3 separate regions of the Homo sapiens genome follow, and regions 1 and 2 are each linked to region 3. A link is a contact called in ENCODE Hi-C or POLR2A ChIA-PET data. All regions are on one chromosome and are shown on one strand. Each heading gives the region's core, a stretch centred on a gene start or an enhancer-like site at or near the end of the contact. The rest is flanking DNA. Distances are from core to core; before and after follow the strand shown. Region 1 holds the start of ALAD (aminolevulinate dehydratase). Region 2 overlaps RGS3 (regulator of G protein signaling 3). Region 3 holds the start of PTBP3 (polypyrimidine tract binding protein 3).

Evidence for each region. A loop is a pair of places that touch in the nucleus more often than their neighbours do. ChIA-PET counts read pairs that join two places held with the same protein, here RNA polymerase II (POLR2A). Pooled maps may share reads with other maps.
Region 1: a pooled map shows a loop between it and region 3 (10-fold over the local background). The contact joins the promoter of ALAD here to the promoter of PTBP3 in region 3. A Hi-C loop is called at or near these places in 1 of 168 maps with a recorded cell type or tissue (naive thymus-derived CD4-positive, alpha-beta T cell), 2 of 37 single-sample maps with no recorded cell type and 10 of 50 pooled maps.
Region 2: a loop to region 3 is called in a pooled map, with 6 times the contacts of the local background. The contact joins the enhancer-like site here to the promoter of PTBP3 in region 3. A Hi-C loop is called at or near these places in 1 of 37 single-sample maps with no recorded cell type and 6 of 50 pooled maps. POLR2A ChIA-PET finds 5 or more read pairs at or near these places in 1 of 52 experiments (B cell).

The regions. Positions count from the first base shown.
Region 1 is chr9:113,399,032-113,403,865 of GRCh38, forward strand. It overlaps ALAD (aminolevulinate dehydratase), which reads right to left and starts at 2,253. Exons shown (of 12, transcript NM_000031.6): 1 at 2,181-2,253. RefSeq lists an enhancer at 1,409-1,989 and silencers at 2,005-2,054, 2,205-2,564.
Region 2 is chr9:113,576,088-113,580,718 of GRCh38, forward strand. All of the region lies in intron 17 of RGS3 (regulator of G protein signaling 3), which reads left to right. Among named protein-coding and RNA genes, the nearest start is that of RGS3, 110 kb to the left of the region's middle. RefSeq lists an enhancer at 3,034-3,123. Within about 2 kb of position 1,629, at least 5 of the 41 ENCODE cell types and tissues checked have a DNase peak (open chromatin) inside an H3K27ac peak, as active enhancers do.
Region 3 is chr9:112,331,940-112,336,689 of GRCh38, forward strand. PTBP3 (polypyrimidine tract binding protein 3) reads right to left here and starts at 1,680. Exons shown (of 14, transcript NM_001163788.4): 1 at 1,531-1,680. RefSeq lists silencers at 1,045-1,534, 1,685-2,004 and an enhancer at 1,754-2,724.

The DNA of each region.
Region 1 (4,834 bases), core at 1,003-3,502, 1.1 Mb after region 3:
AGGAGGTCCAGCACCTCTGCCCAACCACATCAGACAGGTTAGCTTTGCTGGGACGCAGAGTATAGGGCGGTGCAGAAAGATCCATGTTTCAGGGTCAGACAGTCCCAGGTTTGGTCTATGCTCTGCTGTGTAATTTTGGGCAAAGTAATTGACCTTTCAGTGTTCATTTCATAATCTACAAAATAGGCATGATATCTCTAACTTGCAAGGCTGTGGAGATTATTGATAGGGATAAGGTAGGTGTCTGGCACCAAGTAGCTGCACAGTAAACATGTAGCTACTTTTATTACTATTAGGAGTGGGGCTGGGTTGGAACGAGATGTCCTGGCACAGCTCTGTGCCTTCTGCACCTCACCAGATGGGAATATGAGCTCAAACCCTTGTGGGCCACAGGGTTTTCCAAGATTTCTGAAGTGGAGTCCCTGCCTTCCAGCAGGTTATGTGGTGGAGGAAAAACAAAATAATCACCACCGGGCTGCCAGAGTAGAGGGGTGGACCAGGTGCTGTCAGAGGGACTGTGTCTCTGAGTCAAGGGTGGTTTCATGGAAGAGGGGACAGTGAAGGATAAGAAGTGTTTCAGATTTAATATGAAAGTATCTCCTCCCATGGAAGGCAACATCCCCAAACTGGGAGTAACTGAAGTTGGGCCCTGAGCACTGCTACCAGGAGGGGCTATGAGCTTCATGTGCCACCCCCCACCCCTGCAAGTTGTACTATGCTGAGGATTCCAGAGGCTGTGGGTCTTCGCACAGAGGCTTAGGACCTGCTGCCAGCCCTGGCAGGCTCTGCCACTGGCCAGGGAGGAGGCAGTCAGGAGAGCCAGCTAGATAGAAGGTGGCCAGAACTGAGAAATCCAAAGCCCCACAAAGGCCCAGGAGAGCAGCTGTCATGCAGTTCTGAAAAGAGATGAAGTGTTTATTCAGCCAACCCACATTTCTTGAATATCTACTATGGGCCTGCTGAAGTGCTAGACACAGGGATTAAAGAGAAGAATGAGACCCCAGCCTTGCCCTGGGGCTTTGAAGAGCCTGATCGCCTCTGGGGTTAGCCATTTAGACGTAGGAGAAGCTGCCATTCCCAGAATCCTAGAATATCTTGGCTAAGAGTCTTCTTAAAGTTTGCTGATTGTATCACTGAAACAAGGGTGAAACTGGGCTCAGAGAGGGGTAGACACAGGCCCAGGATCACGCAGTGGGTCAGCGGCAGATCTGGGGGAAGGTCTCCAGCAGCCCAGTCCTCAGTGCCCACCATGACACCTCCATACTTTAAGGATAGATATCAAATCTGTTTCCCAGCAGGTTGGGCTTGTGGAGAGCTTTGGGTGAGCCAGACTCTGGGCCTGGCTGCTGTTGGTAGCAGGATGGTTAAGTATGTGGGCTCTGGAGTCTGATAGATGTGGGTACAAATCCTAGTTCTGTAGCTTTCTAGTTGTGTGACCTCAGTTTCTTCGTTTAGTAAATGGGGACTAGAACCGACCTCAATGGGTTGTTGTAAGAAATGAATGGGTCAGGCCGGGCGTGGTGGCTCACGCCTGTAATCCCAGCACTTTGGGAGGCCGAGGTGGGCGAATCACCTGAGCTCGGGAGTTCGAGACTAGCCTGACCAACAGGGAGAAACCCCATCTCTACTAAAAATACAAAAATTAGCAGGCGTGGTGGCACACGCCTGTAATCCCAGCTAGTTGGCAGGCTGAGGCAGGAGAATCGCTTGAACCCGGGAGGCGGAGGTTGCAGTGAGCTGAGATCGCGCCATTGCACTCCAGCCTGGGCAACAAGAGCGAAACTCCGTCTCAAAAATAAATAAATAAATAAAATAAATGAATGGTCAATGCACGCAACGCTTAGTACAAAACGGCTGTTATTGTTTTCACCTCCCTACCCCCCCACCAACCACCACCCGCACCTCGGGTTCTGCATCGATGGAGTCTGCCCAGGCGGTATCCGAGAGGGTGAACCCCAGAGAAGAGGTGCGGAGCCCCGAACCCGGGCCCCCAACCTCGGCTGCAGCGGGATAATCCAGCCCAAACAAACGCTCCACGGGACTCCGTGCACGGCTGCACCGCCAGGGCTTCAGGCGCACAGCACAATCTGGGGACGCAGGACTCTTGGTGCCACAGTCCCCGCCTCGCCCTGGAGCCGCCCTCCAGGCCCGCTATCTCCCCGCATCCAGCCCCCGCTCACCTGCCTCCCTAAGGGCTCCCGGCCGCTGCTCCTGTCACCGCTGTCTCCCGCTCCGGTCTCCCACAGACCGCGTAAGAGCGGGGGGGGCTCACCCGGAAGCAGCTTCCCCACGGTCCGCCCCCTCCACAGTCCAGGCCACGCCCCCTGAAGGCGGTCTTCTGGGGGGCTCCTCCGCTCCAGCCGCGGCCCCGCCCACACGCAACGAGGCCTGGCCAATTGGGTGTGTCGAGGGCCTGGAGGGCCCGCCCGTCCCCGCTCCGGGCCCTGCGCTTGTGCAGCGAACTGCAGGAGGGAGGCCACGAGGGGGCGCAGGAACCGCTTGGGAGGGTCCCTGGGTGTGAGCCGGCCTCGGAGGCGGTTACAGCCCAGGTTTCACTTCACAGCATTCCTTTGCCCAGCCTAGGGCAAACTTGGCTCTGGTTAATGGCTTGGTGAAAGAATAATTGGATGTCAAAGCCGTTAAAACAGCACCATTATGCCTAACACAGTATTAGCTAAGTCCATTTTTGCGGACTAAGCTAAAGTTGTTGAGTTCAGCGCCAGGCTTCCAAGTTTTCAGAGAAAATTTGTACCAGCTTCATTTATTTCTCAGGGTACGGCAATGCTATGAGTTGAGAGATGTGATGTGAAAGACATGGGCGTTTAGGAAAACTCCAAGTCTTGATAGGGGCATCAGACCTATGATAGGTACAATGATAGATCCGATCAAAGGTCTTTATGGAGATTGGAGATGTGCAGAGGCAAGAGGGATCTGGTGAGGCTTATGGGGCCTGGGTAAACCAGTAGGATTGGATGAGTAAAATGGCGATCGGGCATCATCGCCCTAGCGAAGCAATGCCTTTCAGGTGGTTCTTCAGGGATTATTGAAAAGTTGACTTTCAAATGTAGAGGACACTAGTGGGTTACATTACACTTATTCTCAGATTTTATTTCTCAGCCCGGTTCGGTGGCTCACGCCTGTAATCCCAGCACTTTGGGAGGCCAAGGCGGGCGGATCTCTTGAGGTCAGGAGTTCAAGACCAGCCTGACCAACATGGTGAAACCCTGTCTCTACTAAAAATACAAAAAATTAGCCGGGCGTGGTGGCGGGCTCCTGTAATCCCAGCTACTCGGGAGGCTGAGGCAGGAGAATCGCTTGAACCCGGGAGGCGGAGGTTGTAATGGGCTGAGATCATGCCACTGCATTCCAGCCTGGGTGACAGAGGGAGACTCTGTCTCAAAAAAAAATTTTTTTTTAAATTTCTCAAAATCTGTACCCCAAACCTGTTGTATACTTTATATTTTAAATTTAAGGGGCCTAGCGGCGTAAGGCTAGGGAAATATGACACTGCTTAGTTTCCAGCTACTGGAGTTCTGATCTGTATTCAACAAGGAAGGGGATAGAAAGCAAATAATGTTTGCTGTGCATTAAAGAGTCAGGGACAGTACCATGCATTTTACATTCATTTATCTAATCTTGACAGCAACGATGTTACTATTCTCACTTTACGGATTGGGAAAACAATTGCCAGCTAGATTAAATAATTTGCCCCATGTTACACTGGGCTCTCTCTGCAATGCCTGCTAATAACCACACTCCATAGGGGCAATTATTATTTGTTTTTTCCTAGATTCCCTGCCCGACATTTCTTTCCTGACACTCATTCCTTCCCTGAGGTTATTGGTAACTAAAAATAATTAGAACCATCTAAGAACCCAAATAGAACGGGAAATTTTAAAATGTTGCTGTTTGGTGTAGCTTATTTCCCCCATGTCTTTTCTTCTTCTTGACTGAAAGACCTGTTCCCACTCTCCCCCCAGCCTCCACCTTTTGAAACATTTTACCTTAATCTTTCAGTATTGTGAATGCAATAATATGAATAAATCTTAAACATATTGTTGAGTAAAAGAAGTGAGACACAAAATAGTATATAATATGATTTCATTTATATTAACTACACAATCAAGCAAAATTAAGCTGTGTTGTTAGGACTCAGAATAGTGATTTCCACTGGGGAGATGGGGAGGATTGAAAGGGAGATTAGGCTGGGTGTGGTGGCTCACACCTGTAATCCTAGCACTTTGGGAGGCCAAGGCTGGTGGATCGCTTGAGCCCAGGAGTTCAAGACCAACCTTGGCAACATGGCGAAACAGTCTCTACAAAAATTACAAAAAGTAGCTGGGCATGGTGGTGGACACCTGTAGTCCCAGCTACTTGGGAGGCTGACATGGGAGGATTGCTTGAGCCTGGGAGGTCAAGGCTGCGGTAAGCTGTGATCGTACCACTGCACTCCAGCCTGGATGACAGAGCAAGACCCTGTCTCCAGAAAAAAAAAAAAAAAAAAAAAAAAAAAAGGCGGCAGGGGGAGACTAAAGAGGTTTCTTTGGATGCAGTTAATGTTTATTGGTCTGGGTGTGAGTTACATGGCTGTGTTTAATTCGTGAAAATTCATTAAGCTCCACACTTATTTGTGTCTTTTAGTATGTATATTTCGTTTCAATAAAAAGTTAAAACTAAACTATTCTGAGTGTCTTCTAGGTAGGTATATGGCATTGTGCTAAATGCTGTGAAAAGCATAAAAAAGGAACAAGAAAGAAAGCAGACTGCTGATTGCCAGGGCCTGAGGAAAATGTTTTGAAACTAGATAGAGGTAGTGGTTGCACAACATTGTGAC
Region 2 (4,631 bases), core at 379-2,878, 1.2 Mb after region 3:
TACTTGGGGGGCTGAGGCAGGAGAATGGCGTGAACCCGGGAGGCGGAGCTTGCAATGAGCTGAGATCACGCCACTGCACTCCAGCCTGGGCGACAGAGCGAGACTCCATCTCAAAAAAAACAAAAACAAAAACAAAAAAATGAGTGTGTATTTTATATAAGCTCCTGGGTGATGCTGCTGCTGGCTCTTGGGCTGCACTTTGAGGCTAAGAGTCTAGATGGTCCTGTGAAGTTCACTGGATTGTTCTTTCTTTTTTTTTTTTTGAGACAGAGTCTTGCTCTGTCACCAGGCTGGAGTGCAGTGACGTGATCTTGGCTCACTGCAACCTCCGCCTCTGGGGTTCAAGCCATTCTCCTGCCTCAGCCTCCCGAGTAGCTAGGATTACAGGCGCCCACCACCACGTCCAGCTAATTTTTGTATTTTTGGTAGAGACGGGGTTTCACCATGTTGGCCAGTATGGTCTCGATCTCCTGACCTTGTGATCTGCCCTTCTTGGCCTCCCAAAGTGCTGGGATTACAGGCGTGAGCCACCGCACCCAGCGATTGTTCTTTCATTCATTTATTCATTCAAACACTTCAGGTGGGGAGTGGTCAGACGTGAGGCTACAGGGAGACAGAGCCCAGGGTCTTCCAGGGCTACAGAATTTGGACTTTATCTGAGAGGTATTGGGGAGCCAGCCACAGCAACGTTTTAAGCAGAGGAGTGACAAGTTGAGGTTTGCATGGAGGCAGCTCCCCTGACATAGCACAGAGAATGGCCAGTGGGGTCTGCACCGCCACTGTGAGCCCCACATCATCCTGGTGGGGGATGACAGTGGTCTAGAGGGAAGTGGCAGCAGTGGACATGGAGAGAGTAGAAACATTCTTTTTAAAAAAGATTAATCAACTTTTTAATTTTTTGATTTTTTACTTTTGAGACAGAGTCTCACTCTATTGCCCAGGCTGGAGTGCAGTGGTGCAATCTCGGCTCACTGCAACCTCCGCTTCCTGGATTCAAGCAATTCTCCTGCCTCAGACTCCCAAGTAGCTGGGATTACAGGTGCGCGCCATGTTGCCTGGCTAATTCTCGTATTTTTAGTAGAGACAGGGTTTTACCATATTGGCCAGGCTGGTCTCGAACTCCTGACCTGAGGTGATCCACCCGTCTTGACCTCCCAAAGTGCTGGGATTACAGGCTTGAGCCACCGTGCCTGGCCTCAACTTTTATTTTTTAGAAATTAGCTTTAGAAATTAGTGCAAAGTACAGAGAGTTCCAATATACTTTGTCCTACTTATTGCCAACCTCCCTAGTAAAAAGATCCTTGAAGTTGTATAAGTGATGATCAGGATTTGAGGATTGACCATGGGGGTGGTCACGAAGGAAAAGGAGAAAATGATGGCCAATTCCCTGGTTTGGGCAACTGGTGGTGGCTTCATTGATACAGGGACCATTAGAGGAGGAATGATGGACTTGCGGGGAGATCACACATTCAGTGTAGGGCTTGTAGAGTTGGGGGTACTGATGGGATATGCAGAAGGAGGTCTCCATCCATGTCCCTGGGATGCAGCCACACAGCTGTCCTCTGTGTCAGCAGCATGCTAAGGCTCTTCCTGGCCCGGGGCTTTGGCCTATGCTGCTTCCTCCCCTAGTGAGCCCCGCCCTGCCCCTTGAGCAGATTTCGGTCTCCAGCCATTCCACAGGGCGGCCTTCCCAACACTCCCCTGGACTCTCTCACAGCACCCGAGGGTTTTCCTTCACACTGCAGATCTTGGTTTCTGTTTATCCTGTGTTTATGGCAGTGATGACTTGGTCAATATCCCTCCTTCCTCTCTAGTTCGTAGGCTCCACAAGGACAAGGATCATGTCTTTCTTATTCCTTCCTTTATGCACAGAGCCTAGAACAGTGTCTGGATGCAGAACTATTCCATGAGGATTTGTTGAATACTTGCCTGTGGCATCTCAACTCAGGAAAGCGGTCAGGGCTGGCAGAGTGGACTGCGAGTCATCAGTGGCCAGATGGTGCAGATAGCGATTGTGGCCTGGGGAGTGGGTGGGTTCCCAAGGGAGTGGACAGGACTGTGATGAGAGGGGCCCTGCAGCAGGTCCTGATGGACAGGCAGACAGGCCCATGAGAGGGTGGAGAAGGGGTGAAATTCAGGGAGGGAGATGTTAAGGCCACGCTGTGCTGGAGTGACCATGGCTATCGTTTATTGAGTGCTCATGGGTGCCCTCATGGTGCTGAGCTCTGGATACTCATTAGCTCATTTATTCCTCTAACAACATTGTGAGGAGATTCTAGAAATCCTATGTTATGGCTAAGGAAACTGAGGCACAGAAAGGTTAAGCCAAAGGTCACCCAGCAAGTAAGTGTGAAGTTAGTATCTGGAGCTCCCCCTAATGTAAGTACCGCCTCCATCCTCCTGAATTTTGCCAAACCTGCTGTGTTGGAGACAGTGGAGGTAGAGGGGAGAGGAGTATGGCCTGGAGGGTCTCTGAGCTGGTGGCGGAGGAAGGACTGGGGGTGTCAGCCTCTGGGTGGTCAAGAGGCCAGACCTGGAGGAGCTGGGCTGACGCTGAGCCAGGAGAGCTAAGTGTTAGCTGAGCCATCAAGGTTCCTGGAAGCTAGCATTGAGTCAGGGACCTGAGGCTAGGGATCCAGAGCATGCCAAGCTTGAAGGAACAGCCCATCTTGAAAGCCTGGGGGTCCAAGGCAGGGCAGGAATTCTAACAGCCTCTCCCTTTCTCAAAGGACTTTACAGTTCACAGAGTGCCTTCCTGCCCTTTCTCACTTGGTCCCCTTAGGTCTCTGGCACAGGAAGCAGCAGGCATCCTCACCCACTTTCATGGCAGAGAAAACCAAGCTTGGAGTGGGGTAGCTTGGGATCACACAGCTAGCAAATGATGGAGTGAAGATTCCAGTCCAGGTCTTCTGGCTGCATGTCCAGTGCTCTGTCAGTAAAATCCTGGCTGTTAAGGGCCACCCTGAGACAGAGGCAAACCCCAGTTTACACCCCCCCAGTGCAGGAAGTGGTTTTCGAGGGCAGATGCAGAGCCCGGCATCCGTGGTGGCTGTGATGAATCATCGGAGTGAGAGCTGCAGGTTGTCCCTGGGTCAGCAAACCTGGCTGCTCAGTGAGTAGCTGTGTGATGTTGGACAAGTCACTTTCAGCAGCCCACCACTACCCTCAACCCAACATCCGGTGGGCATCTGGGGCCCAGGAGCCAAAGCTGGTATGAGTGTGAACTCTGGGTGTCATAGCTGCCATCCCTCCTTAGCCTATTCTGAGCTCTGGATTGGATTTGGGAGAGGATTTGATTAGGTCCTAAACAGTGACTCCATTTAGAGGGCCTGGTTCATTTCCTGTGTGCTTACAGCAGATGAGACATGGGCAGAATTAACCTGGTCCAGCCAAGCCAAAGAAGTGATGGATGGGAAAGACACAGACCCCCACCTTGGGAGGGTGGGGCAGTGGCTTCCAGCACTCTAGACCCAAGGCCCTGGGTGAGCAAGCTGGTCTTCCTGGGGCGCCCTGGCTGGATTCTTGTTACTTCAGCTGTTGCAACAGCTGTCTCACTGGGTCCCCAGCTGCCTGTACTTCCTCTATCAGAGCAGTCCCCATGCTCCTTCAAACTAGTTGTCTAACCTCTGTTTTTTCTACTTAACTGAGGGCAGAGATTGTGTCTGACTTGTTCCCTGCCGTCCTCCTAGTACCTACCTCAGTGCTTGGAGAATGCATGAATGTATGCGTGCCCCAGTCCTCCCTGCCATCCACACATCCTGCCCACATTCCCCAGAGCAGCTTTGACACAGCACAGCTCTGCCTGTGGCATTTCGTTGCTCACAGGGCAAATCCCATGCCCACCATGTGTTCTGCAACCTCCCCCTCATCTTTGCCTCCCCTCCTGCCCTAATTTTCTCCTACACTTGCCACCCTCCCACCCCTGGGTTTCTCGGGTTTCCTATAATTGCTCCGGAGCTCCCGTCAAACCACTTCCCACCCCAGCTCTCCCAAGAACAGGGGCCTTACCAAACCTGCACGCAGTCCCTGTTCATACAGACCTGCCTGGGAGCACAGAAAGAACCATGAGCTCTGGGCCCTGTTCGCCAGCATCTGCTGATGTGGGATGCACCCAGGTGCGGGGCCTCAGGCAGCACTCCAGGCTGTTCCTCCTCCTTCTACAGCCCTCTGAGGTCCCCAAACACTTGTGTGTAAGGCTCCAAGGAAACAGGGAGAGACCCTGGGCAGGAGATATGAGTTCTAATCCTGCATCAGCCTCTCATTCTTAGGTAATTCCTTTACCCTCTGGGACCCCAGGTTTCTTATCTCTAAAATAAGACCACTGATAGCTCCCATTGTATCAAAAGCTTTTCCAGGGCCAGGCACTGTGAGGAGACTCAAATAGTCCTGTGAGTCCAGTATGATATCACTGGGCTCAATTCCAGATGAGGAAACGGAGGCTCTGAGGTGTTGAGAGGCTTGGCCAGAGTTGCACAGCTAAAAAGTGGCCCCATTGGGATCAAAATCAGCCTGGCTCGGGTATCTGAGCACATAACCACTGGGCCCTCTGAGAACCCTTCCATCTTGGTTAGTTTCTCGGCTGATCTCTCTGGGTAGGTGCCCTCTGGGGGCAGTACCCCTGCCTGAGTGGC
Region 3 (4,750 bases), core at 430-2,929:
AACCTTCCAGACAATTAACTACACATAATGAAATGCTAAATTCACAGCCTGCCTGAACCAAAATATTAGTGACACAAATCTTTACGACCACAAAATTTTTCAACATATAAAATGCAACTGAATAAGGTAATGTGAAATAAGTTTTCAACAATGTTCTCGAAGAAACTTCAATCAAACAATAAAAACAGCTTCAATTCCCCCCCAAAATATATACACCTACTGTGTACCCAAAAAAGTTATAATTTTAAGAAATTTTTTGAAGCTTCAATCAAATAAAAATAAAGAACATCACAATCATGAATAAAATCTAAAACTCCACTTTGATGTCTGTAGCAGTGTGCAATCTGCATTCAAATGAATCAATCCGAAATGTCATATACACTTAATATTGTGAAACTAAAATAAATGAAATCTAATGAGGTCAAAAGCTGTTGGAAGATTTCATCTTCAAATAGCATATCATCAACTGTATGGCAACATGTGAACGACTTTTACTGTTCTAGCAAGTTGCATATATTCCACAACCTCACAGAAATCTTGTCATCAAAAGTAGGTAACAAGCTAAAAAAAACCTCAAATACATAATGGGAATAAACCGAGTTGGAGATTTTTTTTTAATCCGTAGGTACAGATACTACAACCTTCAATTAATTCACCAAAATCCTAACATAGTTGTTACTTTAATTACCAAAATATGTCAAGTCCCACCCCATATCCCTGAGTCCCCAGAGAACAGTTTATATACATAGACTCTAAATCTTTTTATTTTGGTCACGGACCCCCATTAAATTTTTGAGCATTTGAAATGCCCCCGAAAATCGCTCGTACATCATATTTTACATACACGGGCAGATAATTCATTAAGTTTCTTGGGGAGAGAGAAAGGTGAGGGGGAAGCGTCCATGGTCACTAAGTCCAGACCCCTGGTGTCGAGAAAGCGTTAACGTATCTCACAGCACAAGTCGGGAGACCTCGGCCAAGTCCCGCGGCGGCCCTGGGACCCCGCGTGGGACCATGGCTTGCGACCAGGTCGCCGCCCAGACGTGTACCGACGCGTGCACCCGCCGTCGGCCGCTCGCCCCACCTCGCCGGTAAACAGCAACTCCCCCGGCAGGAGGACGCCCGCCCCGCGCGCCGCCTCCGCCTCCCCCAGCGCCGCGCACCATTTTCTGAGAGGAAGTGTCGGGAGGCCGAGCTGGGCTCCCCGGACTCGGGGCGCGGAGGGCGGACCTCGGCACCGCGGCCGGACCGGGCTTTCCTCTGCTCCCGGGTGTGTCGAGTAAGGCTAGGAAGCAGCGGACGTGTCCGGGGCGCCGCGTGGGGAAAGGAGAGCCTGCGGCGGACGGCAACTCCGCGATTCCGGGATCCCCACCGAGACGCCCGGAAGCCCCGCCGTCGGGCTTGGCCGGGGCCGCTCCTCCGGCCGCCGGCGCCGCGCACTGCTCCCCAGCCCTTACGCGTCCCGCGGAGAGCCGGGTGGAAGCGGCGCCAAGGCAACCCGGTGCGGCCGCCGCGCCGCCTAGTACTTACCCATCCATGGCCCAGATGGAGGCGCGCACAGAGCAGGGACTGACGGGCTAACCGCGAGCAGAGGAAGCAGGCGGCGGCAGCAGGGCGGTTCCGGGGACAAGCGAGCTTTGGCTCTGCGGAGCCCCGGCCGGTCCGAGGTGGAAGGAGAGTGGGAACAGGGGCGGGGACCGGGCACGCTCCCGCCACCGCCGCGCCCCCGCCTTCCCCACCCCGCGAGCGCGTCCCCGCCTAGCCCGACCCCGCCCCCTCACCGTCCCCGCCCTCCCTCGGGGCCCGCCCCTGCGCTCGCGCCCACCCTCGCCCCGCTGGCAGCCGGCCTCCGGCTCAGCTCTGGGGCGCCCTCTTCCCGCGGTCGCTGTAAGACCCCGCCTCTCGGCCCCTCGGCCCGGCGCGCGCGCGCGCCCCCAGCCTCCCTCCTGCGTTCGCGGGAGCGCGCGCCTTGTGCTTCCCGCTCCGCCGCGCACCCCGCCCGCCCTCCCGCGGCCCCGCGGGCCTTCCGGCTTCGCAGACCGGGCCTGCCAGGTTTGAATGCCTCCCTCTGCCGGCAGGAAAAGCTATGGGGACCTGACTCCCAAGAGTAGGAAGGAATGTCCCACAAGGACCCCAGAAACGAGGTGGAATTGCCCCGGGTGCGCGAGGCTGTAGATGACACGTCCAGGGACCAGCCTCTGGCAGCCCGGCGCTGGAGTCGACCGCTGGGACCGACACCAGCCCCATAGGTGTGGCTGGGACGATGAATGAGGTGAAAGAGGCTGCCCGGACTGGAATTTGTATACAATTTAAGTATCTGAGTGCATTTCGACCTAACCGTCTAGTATTGAATTTATATGAAAAATTCATTGTACAAACATGGAATGGCTATATTCCCAGCATTTTTTAAAAGTTTACTCATTATTCCCTTTTTTCAGATGAAAATACATATACAAAGAGAGTGATTTGCTCACAGTTTCACAACCAGGAAACGTTTGCACCAGAGCCCTTCCCTCTGGTCTGAGCAAAAAGTATATATATAATATAACGAGTGACAACACGCTTGCTTTTTTCCCTTTTTAGTGAGAAATTGAGTACTTTTTCAACTCACAGATCACCAAAATGTAACCCCCTAAACTGTTAAGCCAAATTCTTAACCTACTGAGTAAAAAAGAGCGGGGCTCCTCCCCGTGGCTTCGTCATTTGAAAAGCAACTAACAAGAACCTCAAACATCTATCCTTGCTAATTTCCTGCTTTCAGATCAGTAGGTGCTGCTAAAAAGATCTAAACTGTGGACTCATTCATCATTCAGTCAGTATTAACCTACTATGTGCCGGGCACTGCATGAATACACAAGAAAATCAGGTTCCAGCCGTCACTGTTGAATGGATTCTTCAGTCCGTTTATGTATATTTTTGACATACAACTTTTCAAATAGGTAGAGTAATTCGGTGAGGTAATTCTTAAAGTCCTGTATCTAACCTCAGTCCCCTTCCAAAATGTCAAATACATTTTGTTTTGTATATTAAATCTAAATATTAAGTTGCATTTGTAAACATTGCCAGATGGAAATGTAGAATATCAACAAGATAAGTAGCTGATGCAGTCTTTCTATCACTGTATTTGGGATATATTCTGTTGATGAAATTTCCTTAACCCTTTTTTTAGCTACACAAGTAATATCAGCATAAATGCTCATTTTGGAAAATTCAAGCACTATAAAATATTGAAAAGTTATCATTAATATTTTTCTTCCCAAACCACCCCCTGCCCATGACTACCACTGTAACAATTCTGCGTGCATCCTTCTGGACCTTACTTTTTTTTGTTGTTTGTTTTTTTGTTTTTTTGTTTTTTTGTTTTGAGACGGAGTCTTGCTCTGTCTCCCAGGCTGGAGTGCAGTGGCACAATCTGAGCTCACTGCAACCTCTGCCTCCCGAGTTCAAGTGATTCTCCTGCCTCAGCCTCCTGAGTAGCTGCGATTACAGGCGCCCGCCACCACGCCTGGCTAGTTTTTGTGTTTTTAGTAGAGACAGGGTTTCACCATGTTGGTCAGGCTGGTCTCGAACTCCTGACCTTGTGATCCACCCACCTCAGCCTCCCAAAGTGCTGGGATTACAGGTGTGAGCCACCGCACCCAGCGACCTTTACCATTTTTCTTTTTTTTTTTTTTTTTTTTCACCTAAAAATCCTGGATTATAGCTGGGCATGGTGGCTCACACCTGTAATCCCAGCACTTTGGGAGGCCGAGGCGGGCAGATCACTTAAGGTCAGGAGTTCGAAGCCAGCCTGGCCAACATGGTGAAACCCCCCATCTCTACTAAAAATAGGAAAATTAGTCTGGCTTGGTGGTGCACGCCTGTAATCCCAGCTACTCAGGAGGTTGAGACAGGAGAATCTCAACCCGGTAAGCAGAGGTTGCAGTGAGCCGAGATCACACCACTGCACTCCACCCTGTGTGACAAAGTGAGACTCCAGGCTGGAGTGCAGTGGCACAATCTCGGCTCACTGCAACCTCTGCCTCCCAGGCTCAAGCAATTCCCCTGCCTCAGCCTCTGGAGTAGCTGGGATTACAGGCACCTGCCACCCTGCCTGGCTAATTTTTGTATTTTTAGTAGAGACAGAGTTTCACCATGTTGGCCAGGCTGCTCTTGAACTCCTGACCTCAAGTGATCCACCCACCTCGGCCTCCCAAAGTGCTGGGATTATAGGCATGAACCACTATGCCCAGCCTCATAATTTCATTTCATAATTTAACCTTTTCCAAAACAGTGGAAATTACGTTGTTTCCAAGTATTCAAAATAACTAACACTATTGCAGAAAATATCATGAATGTATGAGTATCTTTGCACACATATTATTACATCTGAGGAATAGATCCCTAGAAGTAGAATTGAGAAACAAAGGACATAAGCCTTAATATCCTTTATATAATTCAACAATCCTTTATATAAAGCCTTTATAGCCTTTATAATTCAAATTTGATAAATTTTTTGAAAATGATTCCAAAAAGGCTGTACCAATTTACAGTTTCTTTATTTAAAAAAAAAAAAATTTGGCTGGGCATGGTGGCTCACACCTGTAAATCACAGCACTTTGGGAGGTCAAAGCGGCAGCATTGCTTGAGCTCAGCAGTGTGAGACCAGCCTGGGCAACATGGTGAAACCCTGTCTCTATATTTTTATAAAAATAAAAATAAATTATTAAAGTTATGTCTCTCTTACCCTTTGCTTTAAGCTAACAAATTT